Regions from separate parts of the Homo sapiens genome. Here all the other regions are linked to region 2. A link is a contact called in ENCODE Hi-C data. All regions are on one chromosome and are shown on one strand. The core of a region is the stretch at or near the end of the contact, and the rest is flanking DNA. Distances in the headings are between cores, read along the strand shown. Region 1 holds the start of RPS6KA3 (ribosomal protein S6 kinase A3). Region 2 holds the start of CDKL5 (cyclin dependent kinase like 5). Region 3 holds the start of REPS2 (RALBP1 associated Eps domain containing 2).

Region 1 (4,521 bases), core at 1,816-4,315, 1.8 Mb after region 2:
TTCAAGAATTCACAGTGTACTAGGGATGAGACCATAAATGTAAACTCCTACACAGACCAATCCTGAAATCTTTTAACCTGGAGAGAAATATTTTGATGTATTCACTCAAGTAAATGACTCTAAAAAAAACTATGTTACTCTGGTAAAATACAATTATCTGATAGGAACCTACTGGGGGAGGAAACGGTATAATAGTGAAAATATTAGACCTCTGAGTGGAACTTTTCAACCTTTCCCTCACTGTCTTCAATATTTCCAAATTGTATCAGAAGTAATTTACTTGAAATAGCTGAACAAGCAAAGGAAATTAAATATCTAAAGGCAATTTGTTAGAATTTAATTTTAATAAATCTTGGCAACACTGGCTCTGTTTGACATACTTTATGCCAGGATAGCAAGAAAATTCTTTGAAAACAGCAAATTGTGGAATCCTATCTGTCAAGTTCTGGAAAACATGATAGTAACTGAAATAACAAGGCTTTACCAAATGAGACCTCTTATAATACTCTATTTGTTTCTGGAAAATAGATGACCTCTAACTACTGGCTTATTTATACCCCGAATTTTTCCACAAAAGATTTGGAACAGCTACCCTGATATAAAACGAAGCACATGAATTGTATCCACCTGGCTTTGAATTATGGCTCTGCCATTTACTATTTATCATCTTTGTACCTTTTAAATTCTGAGATTTGGTTTCCTAATCTATAACAATGGGGACCATAATCCTACCCTGCTGGGTCACAGGAAGGATAAAATGAAATAGTAATGTAGCACAGTACCTGGCATACAGTTGGTGCTAAATAAATATGTTTTGTCCTTCCTTATCCAAATGCATTCCAGATAGAAAAAGGATAAGGTGGAATTCTAAACGATATTGTTTTCCTATCACACTGATACATGCCAAGCAGAAATGTGGACTGATCTTGAGTTGCAATTGTTAATGTTTGTATGTAAAAGTCAGGCTCAAAGCAAATTTAATTTCTTTCCACAAGTTCAGTACTTTGCGAACATTTTATTAACCTTTTAGCTATATTATTTAATGCAAAAAATTTTCTGGGGAAAAATATGACGAGCTCTTGCATACTGTTTTTCACACTACCCATCTAAAGGATTATTAAACATCATAAATTTGGCTTTTTAATAAAATATTTATAGTATTAGTCTGGTTAACAATTTTAAATAAAGTTCTTGTGATTCTGCCAGTCTTAAAAACATGATTTCCTTTCTTTCTTTCCTTTTCTTTCAACATATATCAATGTCTTTTCCATTGAAGAGCAGCATTTAGTTCAGGTTTTACAAGTATGATCCAAGTCGCAAAATACTAAGCACCAATCATAAGCACTATTACAACTCTGCGTGCGTTAAGGAGAACAAGCAAAATTGTTATACAGCAGCGGAGGTGACTGGGGGAAAAAGTGAAAAGCGATTTGAACTGATCCCCCGCCCTCTCCATTATACCGGAGAATGCAAGTGTCCCGCATCTCAAGATTAAACTGAGCCTCGGTTTTACTGACGTAACCAGTAACCCTATCTACTTCTCACACTGCGGAGGCCGGCAGGGCAGCGGCTGCCGCCAAGCACACCACTCATCAGAGCCTGCCCCGTTCCACCCCCGCGTTTCAGTCATGCTTTCCAGAAATGGGGTCACTCACTCAGTAACTATTACACACACGCAGCCTATCATCCTGTAATCCCCTAAAGTCCGCTGCGGGGAGAGAAGGCAGCAAAAAGTCAAGAAGGAAGAATCACAGACGCGCCACCATCAGGAATTGATTTTCCACTCCGGAGAGGAGCGGTGATACCTTGGAACGGGTCTTGTCTGGATTATTTTCGCAGACCCCGAGTTGTTCTGGGATAGGGGCGGTTCAGGAAAGCTCGGTGTAGTGATGCGCCCGGGGAAATTCTGTTTTGCCCTGTTTGGGTATATTGTTTGGGTTTTGGGCACTAGGATGGGTGACTCAGGGACGGTCACCAGATCCCGGGCGAGGAAAACCAGAAAGCCTTTTACGGCGGCCGCTGATCTCCTTGAATATCACCCTCTCACCTCCATGGACAGGAAACTCAAGTTAAACTCACAGGGACGGGGGTCTAGCTCTGCGACCTCAGAAACGGAGGGGGTAGGGGACCTTAGGCTTCCGCTTTCTTCTTTGCAGCAGCAGAAACCGCTGCGGCAGACGAGGGGGAGGCAAAACCCTGCACCCCCTACCCGAAACCCCCACAGGTCGCCGCCGCCCGTGCCCCGCGCGCCGGTCTCCCCGCAGCAGCCCCTCCCTCGGCTGGACTCGAGAGTCCCTGCTCCCCGGTGAACCCGATCCCTACCCCTCCCTCATCTCCCAAAGTCGCCAAGGTCCGGGAAAGCCCCCGACCCGGCTGGGCCAAACTTCCCAACTCCCCGCCGGCCCCCGCTCCGCCTCCCGCTTCCCCCACGCAAAGTTGATTAAAATTGGCTTCTTGCAAAGCCCCAGCGCCCACTCCAAACCCCACGCGCCACCACACTGGCAGCCCCCCGAGCGAGGGAAGGAGGTGAGGGTGAGGATGGAAGGAACAGACAGACCGGCCAATAGACCCACCCCAACAACCCAAACCAAAACCCTGAGCCCGGGGGAAAGACGCGAGCGGGATCAGAACGGGCCGAGTGGCCAGCTCCGGGGAGCGAAGCGAGCCGGCGGGGGCGCGAGGAGGAGATGCGCCGGCCCCGGCCGCCCTGCTGCACTCACCTCAGCGCTGTCGGACGGGCTCTCCACAGCCATCTTCTGCCACGGGTCCGCCAGCTGCGCCAGCGGCATCTTCCCCCCCGGCCCGCCGCCTTCACCGCCTCCTCCCTCCCCGCCCGCCCCACGGCCGGCCCCGCTCCGTCGCCGCCCGAGCCCCACGGCAGCGGCGGCGGCGGCGGCGGCGGCGGCAGCGGCAGCGGCAGCGGCAGCAGCAGCAGCAGCGGCGGCGGCCCCAGAGAGGGCTCGACGCCGACGCCGACCGCCCGAAAGCCGCGCGCCTGGCCAGAGACGCCCGCGCGCTGAGCGAGAGCCTCGCGCCTCCGCTGGGCACCGGGTCTCGCCCCTTTCTTCCTCTCCTCCTTCCGCCGCCGGGACTACGGCTCCGCCCCCCCCGCCGGTTCCCGCGCCCGCTCCCAGCAGAACAGCGACCGCCGCGCGCTCCCCCACTTCCGCTCACAACATGGCGCCTAAGCGATACCTGTCTCTCAAAGCGAGGCTCGGCCGCCGCCACCACCGCCGCGCGCACCCAGGGGCTGGGCTAGTGGAAGACACGCCCCCGGCCGCTGCGCTCCGCTCCTCCCTCTTCCCACCCCCCTCCTTCTGCGCCCCAACCTCAGCTTCTGGGCCTCGCCTACTTTCAGGAAGGGCGAGCCCAACAGATCTGGGGGCGTCGGCGGGAGGCGGGGGAAAGAAATGGGAAAGGCAGGAGGGGCGAAGGCTGGGAGCCTTTCACCGCCAAGGGTCCAAGGAGGTCGGAGGCTCCTTGGGAATGAGGGAGAACAGTGGTCCCCGCCCAGCTGGGGAGGGAGGTGGGCAAAGTACCGGGGGCGCAGTCCCGAGCCAAGGACCCGGGGAGGGGTGCGGAGTGTCTTTTCGGCTTGTCTCCTCCGGGGGTGCGTGCGTGCGGACGCGCCTAGTCTCTGGGCGCATCCCGTAATGGCCCAAGACCCTCCCTCTTCAGGGTCACATGCTGGGAAATCACCTGCCCCCCATCTCCCCCGACGGAGGCAAGGGAGGCTTCGTGCCTAGGAGCCTCCTGGGGGCTCGGCTCCCGGTTTGATTCAAGTCTTTTCAAGTTGACGCTCTTTTGTTAAATTGTGGCTATTTGGGATTAATTCCTCTTGTATTAGTCGCTTCCCCCGCACCGCCCCCAGCCCAAATTCTCCTCCCCAAGTGCGCAGAGCTCTCGGCCTTCAGCTGCGACCCTGGAACCGCTGCCCCCCGCCCCACGTCTGCTACCTAAATCTTCAAGAGGGGAAAACAGGGAGGTTCCTTAAGGCTGTCCCTCTCGGTAGAGGTTGGAGAATTATTTAAAAATATCTTGTAGGCAGGAGCGCGGGGTTCCTGCTCCTCTGTTGACTTTAAATAAGAGATTAGATTTAAAAATCAGGCTGGCCGTGGGCGGAGGAGGAGGAGGAGGGGGACAGAGGGAGGGGAGGGGTTCTGACTCCTCCTCCTGCCCAAGATGGGGAAGCCCTGGATTAAGGAAACCCAATGCCCCGACGGCGACGGAGCCCCACAGGACGGCGAGAGCTTTGGGGGGAAGGCCTGGGCGTCCGGGGTGCGTCCCAAGAGGACTCGACCCTGTGTTCACTGCGCCAGGAGCCGCTGCGCGCTAAGTGCGCCCGGGCAGAAATGTGTAAAAGTCGCAGGGCTGAGTGGAAAGCTACTGCAGCCCCTGGCTAGTCGCCCAGCGAGGGGAAGAGAAAAAGCAAAGGGAGATCTCCGAGCCGGCCTGTCCCTTCAAACCCTCAGGCCGTGGCCCAGGCATCCCGGTCTTCCCACGCCCAGCGACCACGGCGCG
Region 2 (4,388 bases), core at 1,372-3,871:
TTCTACAAACACTACAAATTTATACATTAATTTGGTTCTTAAGCTTTTCTCCCAGATCCTGATTGCATTACAAGGTCTAGACCTAGAAGGGCATTTCGTAATTTTTTTGGCAATGGTTAGAACCTTATTTAGTTTTCTAGCCTTGTTCCACATGTATCCAGGATAAAAATACACATTTATACTAAAAATTATTCGTTGTTTATCTGAAATTCAAATTTAACGGGGCATCTTGTATTTTATCTGGCAACCCTAAATCTATGTGAAGTTCTTGGCACAGAGCAGGTATCCATTCACTGGCTAGTATTAGTGTTCTTTCTACATAAGTGCTCAGTTAAATGGCAGCATGGTACTTTTTTTTTTGGAGACAGAGTCTTACTCTAGCCCAGGCTGGAGTGCAGTGGTACCATCTCGGTTCACTGCAACCTTGACCTCCTGGGTTCAAGCAATTCTCCTGCCTCAGCCTCCTGAGTAGGTGGGATTACAGGTGCACGCCACCACTCCCGGCTAATTTTTTTCTATTTTTAGTAGAGATGGGGTTTCACCATGTTGGCCAGGCTGGTCTCGAACTTCTGACCTCAGGTGATCCACCTGCCTTGGCCTCCCAAAGTGCTGGGATTACAGGCGTGAGCCACTGCTCCCGGCGCATGGTACTTTTTAAACTTTTACTAACTTTCTAGAAAGGTTAGTTTTTGACCAAAAGACGAATTAACTAAACTGCAAGTGACTGCAAGAAATCCTTTACCACTACTTAAAACCAGATCAAAGCAAATGTCCCTAAGCAGAAGGTCATATTTGTGTATATGGGATGGCACATTATAAGGCATCTAATATTACTACTTAATACTAAATTGGACCTATATTAACAGATGTTCAGTTATTGTTTTTTCTCCATCTTCTCAATCTATACGGATAATTAATTTGTTACTTCCGGTTCACCAGGTCTAAATAAAATTTTAAAAAATTATTCATTTGAGTCAAAGGTAATGCTGCTGAAATTCCTAGTACAAAGGCTCTGATATACAGGGATGAAAATGGAGTGATTGCCCCAGGAGTTCTGGATCCACGTGGGTGAAGCTAGAGGTCACAGCACTGTTACTTTGCATCTGGAGGAGGCAGGAGACTCTGCGAAGCCCTCTGTTGTTGCCTCTGACTCCATTTTCCCTCTTTGCTAATTCATTGCTCCTACCTGTAAAATTTTCTAATATGCTTCCACTTTCATTTCCTCATCAAATATTCACCGTTATGAAAAAGAAAATCCTATTGGCTTGGTATCAAGTGGCCAAACTGAGCATGCTGCTACATATTGTTACCAGATTCACTACAGGAATAGATTAAGTGGATTTTATCCCAAATATCTATTTCCTATTACAGTACTGCATCTTTCTAATTTGGTGGCAGCTATGACCTCATACACTGCCTATTTTCCGTGCTTTTCCTAACCAGAAGAGACCCTATTTTTCTCCTTTGCTTGTTAAAGCGAAAATAATTATGCAGCTTTCCATAGATTTGTCCCCAATGTCTTTTTAAAAAAATTTTTTTTCTTTATTTTCTAAAAGTAGCATTGGAAATGTTATCTCCTTCAATTTCATCACCTCTTCATCCTCCTTGGAAACCCGATCCATGGTGGGTATTAAGATCTTTACATTTGTACTGGTTGGGCGATGACTTCATTGCTTTCAAGCCAGCTGGGGGATCTTGTGTGGCAGAGCATCGGACCGAAGCGGAGGTGTGGGTCGTTGCTGCTGCTGCTGCTGCTACTGCTGCAACAGCTCTTTGCACGCGCCCAGCTGCTGTGTAAGGAATCCTCAGGCTGCTAGGTCTTTGCGCCTAACTCACCCAAGGGACCGCAAGCTGCTGGATGAGTGTACGTGTGAGTGTGTGTTGTGTGTGTGCATATGTGCGTGTGTGTGTGCACACGCAGCGGCAACAGTTGGGCAGCAGCAGCAATGGACTTCGATATCATTTTTACCAACAACAGAGATAAACCATCCTCCATCCTGTATTTCTCAGCTCCCGCCCCGAGTATGTTCTCCCCCTCTTCTCCGACTTCCCCCACCCCAGCCCCCGGCACGGGTCCCTCCGGAGGGAGGGCAGGGTAGCTGCGCTGCAGGCAGGATTCCCTCTTTTTTCCGCAGTGACAGGCGGATTCCGGGGCCTCCTCGCCACCTCCTACCCCCGCAGCCACCCCTTTCTCAGTCACGATCTCCCCACCCCACCACCGTCGACCCTCTCCCTGCTTCCCCGCTCTACCCCCCGGCGTCGACTCCAGGCTCGGGCCCCGCCCCTCTCAGCCTCTCCAGCCCAGGTTGCTAGGGCTTGGCGGGGCAACCAAACCTGGCGTGCCAGGAGGCGCGGCGCGCGCGTGAGCGCGCAGGCGAGCTTGTATAAGGAACCAGCGTTCTTCGGCTTCGGAGACTCGAGCACGAGCGGCGCGAGCCCGAACCCCAGGACAAGCGCTTCCTCCTCATTGGCTCCTACCAGAAGGGGGCGGGGTAAAGGCGGGATCGGGCAAAACCTGAGGTGCTTTCCCATTGGTCCGAACGGGCCGGCTGGGGCGGGGCAGTTAGCAAAATAGGCTGCGCGTTCGCTTCTGCTAGAGGGCGGGGCCGGAGGTTTCGATTAGTTGTCTCTGCCGCTGGGGAAGGTAAAGCGGCGACGGCGTCCTCAGGAGCTGTGGGGTCCCCTGCTAGAAGTGGGGGACTCGGCGGGGTGAGTAGTCGCGCCGCCACCCGCCCGCCAAGCCTTCTTACCCTTACATCGGCCCCGCGTCCACCCAGCTTCTCCTGAGAGTGGAGACCCACCCAGTCCCCCCGGGCGGACAAGAGAAGGGGCGGGGGCGCCGGTTCCCCCGGAACGGGGCGACGCGGTGAGGACGTCCCAGCCCGGAGTAGCCCCTCCTCAGCGCTCCCCTGCGCCTCTGGAAGGGCTTCCCCCGAGGGGCTGGGGCTGTCTTTTGGGGTGTGGGGAGGCGAAAGGGTGTGAAAGAGGGGCGGCGGGTCGAGCCCGCCCCGCGGGGTTCCCCTCAGCGGCGGGTCTGCGGCGTCCCCGCCCCGCCGCTCCCGCGGCACGAGCTCCCCGGGGCTTGCGGCGAGGTAAGCCCCTTCCCGCCGGCGCCGAGGAGGGGCCTGCGCGCCCCAGCCCCCTGCCCGAGTTCGGAGGGAGCCCGAGACTCGCCAGGGGCCGTCAGTCGCGGCCCGGGCCCTTCTGACCTTGGCTGCCCGCGAGGGTGGGCTAGCGACCGGGCGCCGGCCCCGCGGCTCCGCAACCTCCCCCGGACAAGTTTCAGGCGATGCTGTGAAGTTCACGACTGGCATAGTGCGGGGAAGAAGAATGGCCCCTTCTCAGACCTTCATACCTTTTGGACCCTCATAGAAATCGGATTCTGGGATTTGGAACCGTCTCCCAGAACGAACAGGTCCTCCTTGCATTGACACGTTTTGTGCCCACGTTGGGGAAAAAAATAACCTGAACATATTTCAGTGTAAAGGCAGATCTTCCTTGAGGGTTTTGTTTTTCGCTTCATTTGAGTGTTAAAGAACAGATGCCTGAATAAGAAAAGCCTGACCTTAGTATCTCTACAGTGAGATTAGACGGGTGCTGTGATATTTAAGTAGTTGCAGATCAGTATTCTGTTAGCACAATCTATTTTAATTGGCTGGAATTTAAGCTGATTTTAGAAAGTATTGTTGACACCGAATGATTTCTTTCTGTGCATCTGAATTAGGTTTGTTTGAACGTAATGGTTATATAGTTAATGTAAAAGATTACACAAATTAATTTGTCTGAGAGCGTTTGTCAGAAACAGGAGACAGAGATGTGTATAGAACAGGATTATCGTTTTAGGTAACATCTGCTGGAACATTTCCAGCTTGTTTCTTTCTTGCTGTAGGGTTACAAAAAAGACATCTTCACCGAGGCTATTCGGAATTACATGTGAGTGACACTTAGATGTAAATTTGTTTTTATTTCCTTCAAGTGTTTTAAAATGTTTTGTTCACAAAATGTGAAGAGGCTATATTTACTTGTTCCTGTATGTTAGTGTTGAAGGTGATAGTATGATCTTATGATTAACAATCCAATTAGGGTCCATTAATAATAGATTTTTAAAAAAGGCGTGCTGCTTTTCGAGAATATGATAGGTTGAGTACCTAGCAAGACTTCTAATTTCTTTTTATTAAAAGTACTATTTTAGGATTGAGAATTTTTGGCGTTGACACTGAAACCAGGAATAAGGAAGCCTGCAGCAGTCTTAGCAGTTTGACACCACCAGTAGGTGTTTCTGTTGACAAATGCAGAGAAGAGAACATTTGGGAAGGAAATCTTTTTTTCGGGGCGGGGGTTGGGGGGGAGGTGAGGGTGGTTGAGGGGGGAAGGAGCCAGAAGAGAGA
Region 3 (4,159 bases), core at 333-2,832, 1.5 Mb before region 2:
TCTTGCTCTGTTGCCCAGGCTGGAGTGCAGTGGTGTGATCTTGGCTCACTGCAACCTCTGTCTCTTGGGTTCAAGTGATTCTCCTGCCTCAGCCTCCCAAGTAGCTGGGACTGCAGGCACTCACCACCATGGCCCAGCTAGTTTTTGTATTTTTAGTAGAGATGGGATTTCACCACGTTGGCCAGGCTGGTCTCGAACTCCAGGACTCAAGTGATCTGCCTGCCTTGGCCTCCCAAAGTGCTGGGATTACAGGCATGACCCACCGCGCCCGGCCTGGACTTTCTTTTAAAAGCGGCTAGAGGGCCAGGCGTGGTGGCTCAAGCCTGTAATCCCAGCACTTTGGGAGGCCGAGGTGGGGGGGTGGGGGTGGGGTGGATCACCTGAGGTCAGGAGTTCGAGACCAGCCTGACAAACATGGTGAAACCCCGTCTCTACTAAAAATACAAAAATTAGCCAGGAGTGGTGGCAGGCGCCTGTAATTCCAGCTACTCGGGAGGCTGAGGCAGGATAATCGCTCGAACCCGGGAGGTGGAGGTTGCAGTGAGCCAAGACTGTGCCATTGAACTACAGCCTGGGCAACAAGAGCGAAACTCCTTCTCAAAAAAAAAAAAAAAAAAAAAAAGTGGTTAGAGTACTAGCCAGGGGGAAGCAAGCACATTTGAAAAATATAGTGTGTATGCTTTAGGATAGGGAGGAATGGAGAGAGAGAGGAGGACATGGACCGGGGTGGAAAAATGTGGGGTTTCGCATTGATTTTTGGTGTGAGCTTGAACAAGTTTTGTACTAAAAAAAATGCCTGTTTTACTACTAAAATAAGTGCTTCCTTTGGAGAGTGAGGATCCTCTGTTACTGAGGTTTGTATTTTCAGGCCCTAGCATATAAATCTGCTACATACGAGATATTCAACTGGTTTTGGAGGAATGAAGGTGAACATGGCAGTTTCCTCATCTGTAAAAGCAGGGTTTGGACGAAATGATCTGCAAAATGGGTCTTTTTGTACTCTTACTACTCTAGTATTTACGAGTAACCGATGTTATTCCTTATAAAGTCTCAACTCCTGGTTTGAGCCATGTCTGACGAGGGGGCCTAACTCCAATACCACCCTGAACACTCTGGGGTCAGTGGGACCCTGTTTGTACAGACGTCTGCGTCTTCCGGCTCTTTAGGACATAAGCAGTACTGCTATGGAAGAAAGGAAACCTAATTTCCCATGCCTTGTCCCTTTCTGGAAAGGGCATGGCGTGGTGTGGGCACCACACCTGCCCCAGCCTTCTAGCAAGAAAACAACACAACCTTCCCCGCTCCCCGAAAAGAGCTTCTCTCCAGTTGGGTCTAGATGCCCCCTTCCCAACCAGGGCGGATGGCCAAAGGCTCCGCTCCCTTGCAGGGTAGGCTTGGAAAGGCACGGGGCCCGCCTTCCTGGGCACCGGAGCCTGTGACGGGCGGAGGGCGTGCGGCGCGCTGGGTTAGTTACCTGGCGCTGGGCGGGGCAAGCGGGAGGCGGGGGCGGGGCCGGGGTGACATCTCAGGCTGTGATTGGGCCGCGCCGCGCCTGTCTCCATGTGCCGCGCAGCTGAGGCACAACATTCAAGCCCGGGGGTGGGGCCGGCGCGCGCCGGGAGGAAGCGGCCGCGCGGCAGCTGCGGGGCGTGGGGGTGGTGGTGGCGGCGGCGGTGGTGGCGGCGGCGGCGGCGGCGGCAGCTGAGGCCGAGGAGGCGGTGGCTGTGGCGGACGCAGCAGCACCCCAGCTAGGGACAGGGCTCCGCCGCGCCCCCTTGCTGGCCCCATGGAGGCGGCAGCGGCGGCGGCGGCGGCGGCAGCGGCAGCGGCAGCGGCGGGCGGGGGCTGTGGCTCCGGGCCGCCGCCGCTGCTGCTGAGCGAGGGCGAGCAGCAGTGCTACTCCGAGCTCTTCGCGCGCTGTGCCGGCGCCGCGGGCGGGGGCCCCGGGTCTGGGCCCCCCGAGGCCGCCAGAGTCGCCCCCGGCACGGCCACTGCGGCCGCCGGCCCCGTGGCTGACCTGTTTCGGGCATCGCAGCTGCCCGCCGAGACGCTGCACCAGGTGGGTCCCTCCGCCTCCTGTCCCTGCGGGTCTGTGGGGCAGTGTGTGCGGGGGCGGAGGTTGCGAGTGGGGCGACAGGGCTGCCCCCAGGGACCCGGAGGCCTCGGCCAGTTCTGAGAGAGAGGACTCTGCAGCCGGGGATGGCGGCGACGCCCTTGTCCCCGGGGGACACCAGCCTCCTTCGCAGCTCAGCTCCTCGCCCAGTGCTGGGTGCGCTCTCCCCATCTTCCTTCCCTGAGACAGTCTGACACTCTCTCCCCTCCCCCGGCCATTTCTGGGGTTCTGCAGCCGCCCAGACCCAAAGTTTGTCCTGTTCTGGAAGTGGTGTTTGTTTTGGCTGCTGCCTGGTTTAACCTCTGCTCGCTGCTCCTGCCCCTCCCTCTCCTGAGTGGGTTCTCAGGGTGCCTTGCTGGGATTTCAACTTGAAGGGTGTGTGTGTCCGTAGGGTTCGAGGCCCAGGGCTGAATGTTGTCCTCTCTATGTAGTTGTAATATATAAGTATCTACTATATGTAATTGCCCATAACATATTTCTAAATATTAATATTAAATCGAAAACCTTAATGACAAGTTGCAGAACAGGGACACGGGACTGCAAGAGGACGTTTGTCAAGTCAAAACCAAATTTCCCATTTGAGATTAGAGGTGGACTTCAGAAGTCCACCATGGGAAACAGCTGTAGTTTCCCATCTATCATTACTTGGACTTGAAATAGAATTGAAAGGTAAGGGATGTCATAGCTACCACCTTTTGGCTGTTCTATACTTGGAAAAGTACTAGGGGATGATACATACCAGACGCTGTTTTTGTTTTGTGCTTTCCTTGGAGCTTGGAGAAAGACTACTTGATAAGCCTTTGTCTGTCATTTCATGTCACCAGCACTTCATGGTGATAAGACTGTTAATATCAGGTTCAAAACGTGAAATGAAGCTTTTCCTAAAAGCAATAGTATGAATGTTATTAACACCAATGGAATATTTAGAGTGGCGAGTGGTATTTTAAAATCTAGTTTCAAAGGAGAACTGAGGGTTTTATGGTTCACTTGCAATGTCATTGTGTTCATACGTATTTTTAAAAAAATTGCTTAAGACTGCGTTTTATACTGCTGGAGTGTTTTTACTGCTATATGTTTGTGAGCATAACTTTAGACACTTTGTAATCTTTCACCCTTTTGAATTTGGGATTTCTGAAACTGTAACTAGTATTCACAGAACTTAGCATGGCTGTTTATCCCTAAAGAAGTCCTTGATATGTAGACAGTTCTGCCATTGCTGATGAGTAGTTGAGCTGGATCAGGTAAAGAGAAAGTCAGTGTCTTAAAACACAAACCGTGGCTATTACATGAGGCCCTCAGAATAGTCCCGAGCATAATACATTTATTCAGTGCTGTAGCTGCTTCCCAGCTGAAAGAGGAATAATTGACTGAGGCTATGCAGCAAGTAAGTGACAGCTGGGTACCTATTAAGGCTTATTTTGTTGTCAGTAATGCATCGGATAAGAGGAGGTGGGCATAGTAAATCTGAATATGTTGGTTGATGCCTCTTTAGGAATTGGGAAGAAGGATTTCCTGATGTTAGAACCCATGCTTTCTTGAGGTACATATAGTTTTAAAAGGACCCAAGGCACAGTGGCTGTGCGTGAATGAGATTATATTTTTGATGTCCAGTTGAAATCTGCTTGCAAAAGACTGCTTCAGATACTGGCAAAAGGGGACATCCCTGCGAGATTGCTTGGAGTAAATCTCTCAGAGCTCGAAGCTCCCTTATTCAGCCTAGCAAAGCAAAACACATCATCCACCTTTAATCCAACAAAATTACCATAACTCAATATTCTTGGTACAGGTGAAAATGAACATTGAAGGCATCCTGGACATGTGATCCTAAGAGAGTCAAACAAAGTCAGCAACCAGCAGACACCTAATTTTCACCCATCACTTTGGTGGTGGTGGTGGTGGTGGTGGTGGTGGTGGTGTGTGTATGCTCCATCCACTTTAATTTGCATTACCCCATCAGTGTATTAGCCATTCTTTAAAACAAACGTAGATGTTTTTACCCTTTCTCTGTTAAACAGGAACCTGTAAGTTGAGATTTAAGTGCCCCAA

What was found. Hi-C counts contacts between places; a loop is a spot of excess contacts on that map. Pooled maps may share reads with other maps.
Region 1: a map of B cell shows a loop between it and region 2 (10-fold over the local background). The contact joins the promoter of RPS6KA3 here to the promoter of CDKL5 in region 2. A Hi-C loop is called at or near these places in 2 of 168 maps with a recorded cell type or tissue (B cell and naive thymus-derived CD4-positive, alpha-beta T cell), 1 of 37 single-sample maps with no recorded cell type and 7 of 50 pooled maps.
Region 3: a map of naive thymus-derived CD4-positive, alpha-beta T cell shows a loop between it and region 2 (19-fold over the local background). The contact joins the promoter of REPS2 here to the promoter of CDKL5 in region 2. A Hi-C loop is called at or near these places in 2 of 168 maps with a recorded cell type or tissue (heart right ventricle and naive thymus-derived CD4-positive, alpha-beta T cell) and 6 of 50 pooled maps.

The regions. Positions count from the first base shown.
Region 1 is chrX:20,263,844-20,268,364 of GRCh38, forward strand. It overlaps RPS6KA3 (ribosomal protein S6 kinase A3), which reads right to left and starts at 3,066. Exons shown (of 22, transcript NM_004586.3): 1 at 2,721-3,066. The coding sequence starts at 2,789. RefSeq lists an enhancer at 1,297-1,346 and silencers at 2,527-2,786, 2,907-3,126, 3,548-3,842.
Region 2 is chrX:18,422,987-18,427,374 of GRCh38, forward strand. CDKL5 (cyclin dependent kinase like 5) reads left to right here and starts at 2,622. Exons shown (of 18, transcript NM_001323289.2): 1 at 2,622-2,709. RefSeq lists an enhancer at 2,243-2,537 and a silencer at 2,873-2,942.
Region 3 is chrX:16,945,076-16,949,234 of GRCh38, forward strand. It overlaps REPS2 (RALBP1 associated Eps domain containing 2), which reads left to right and starts at 1,583. Exons shown (of 18, transcript NM_004726.3): 1 at 1,583-2,059. The coding sequence starts at 1,787.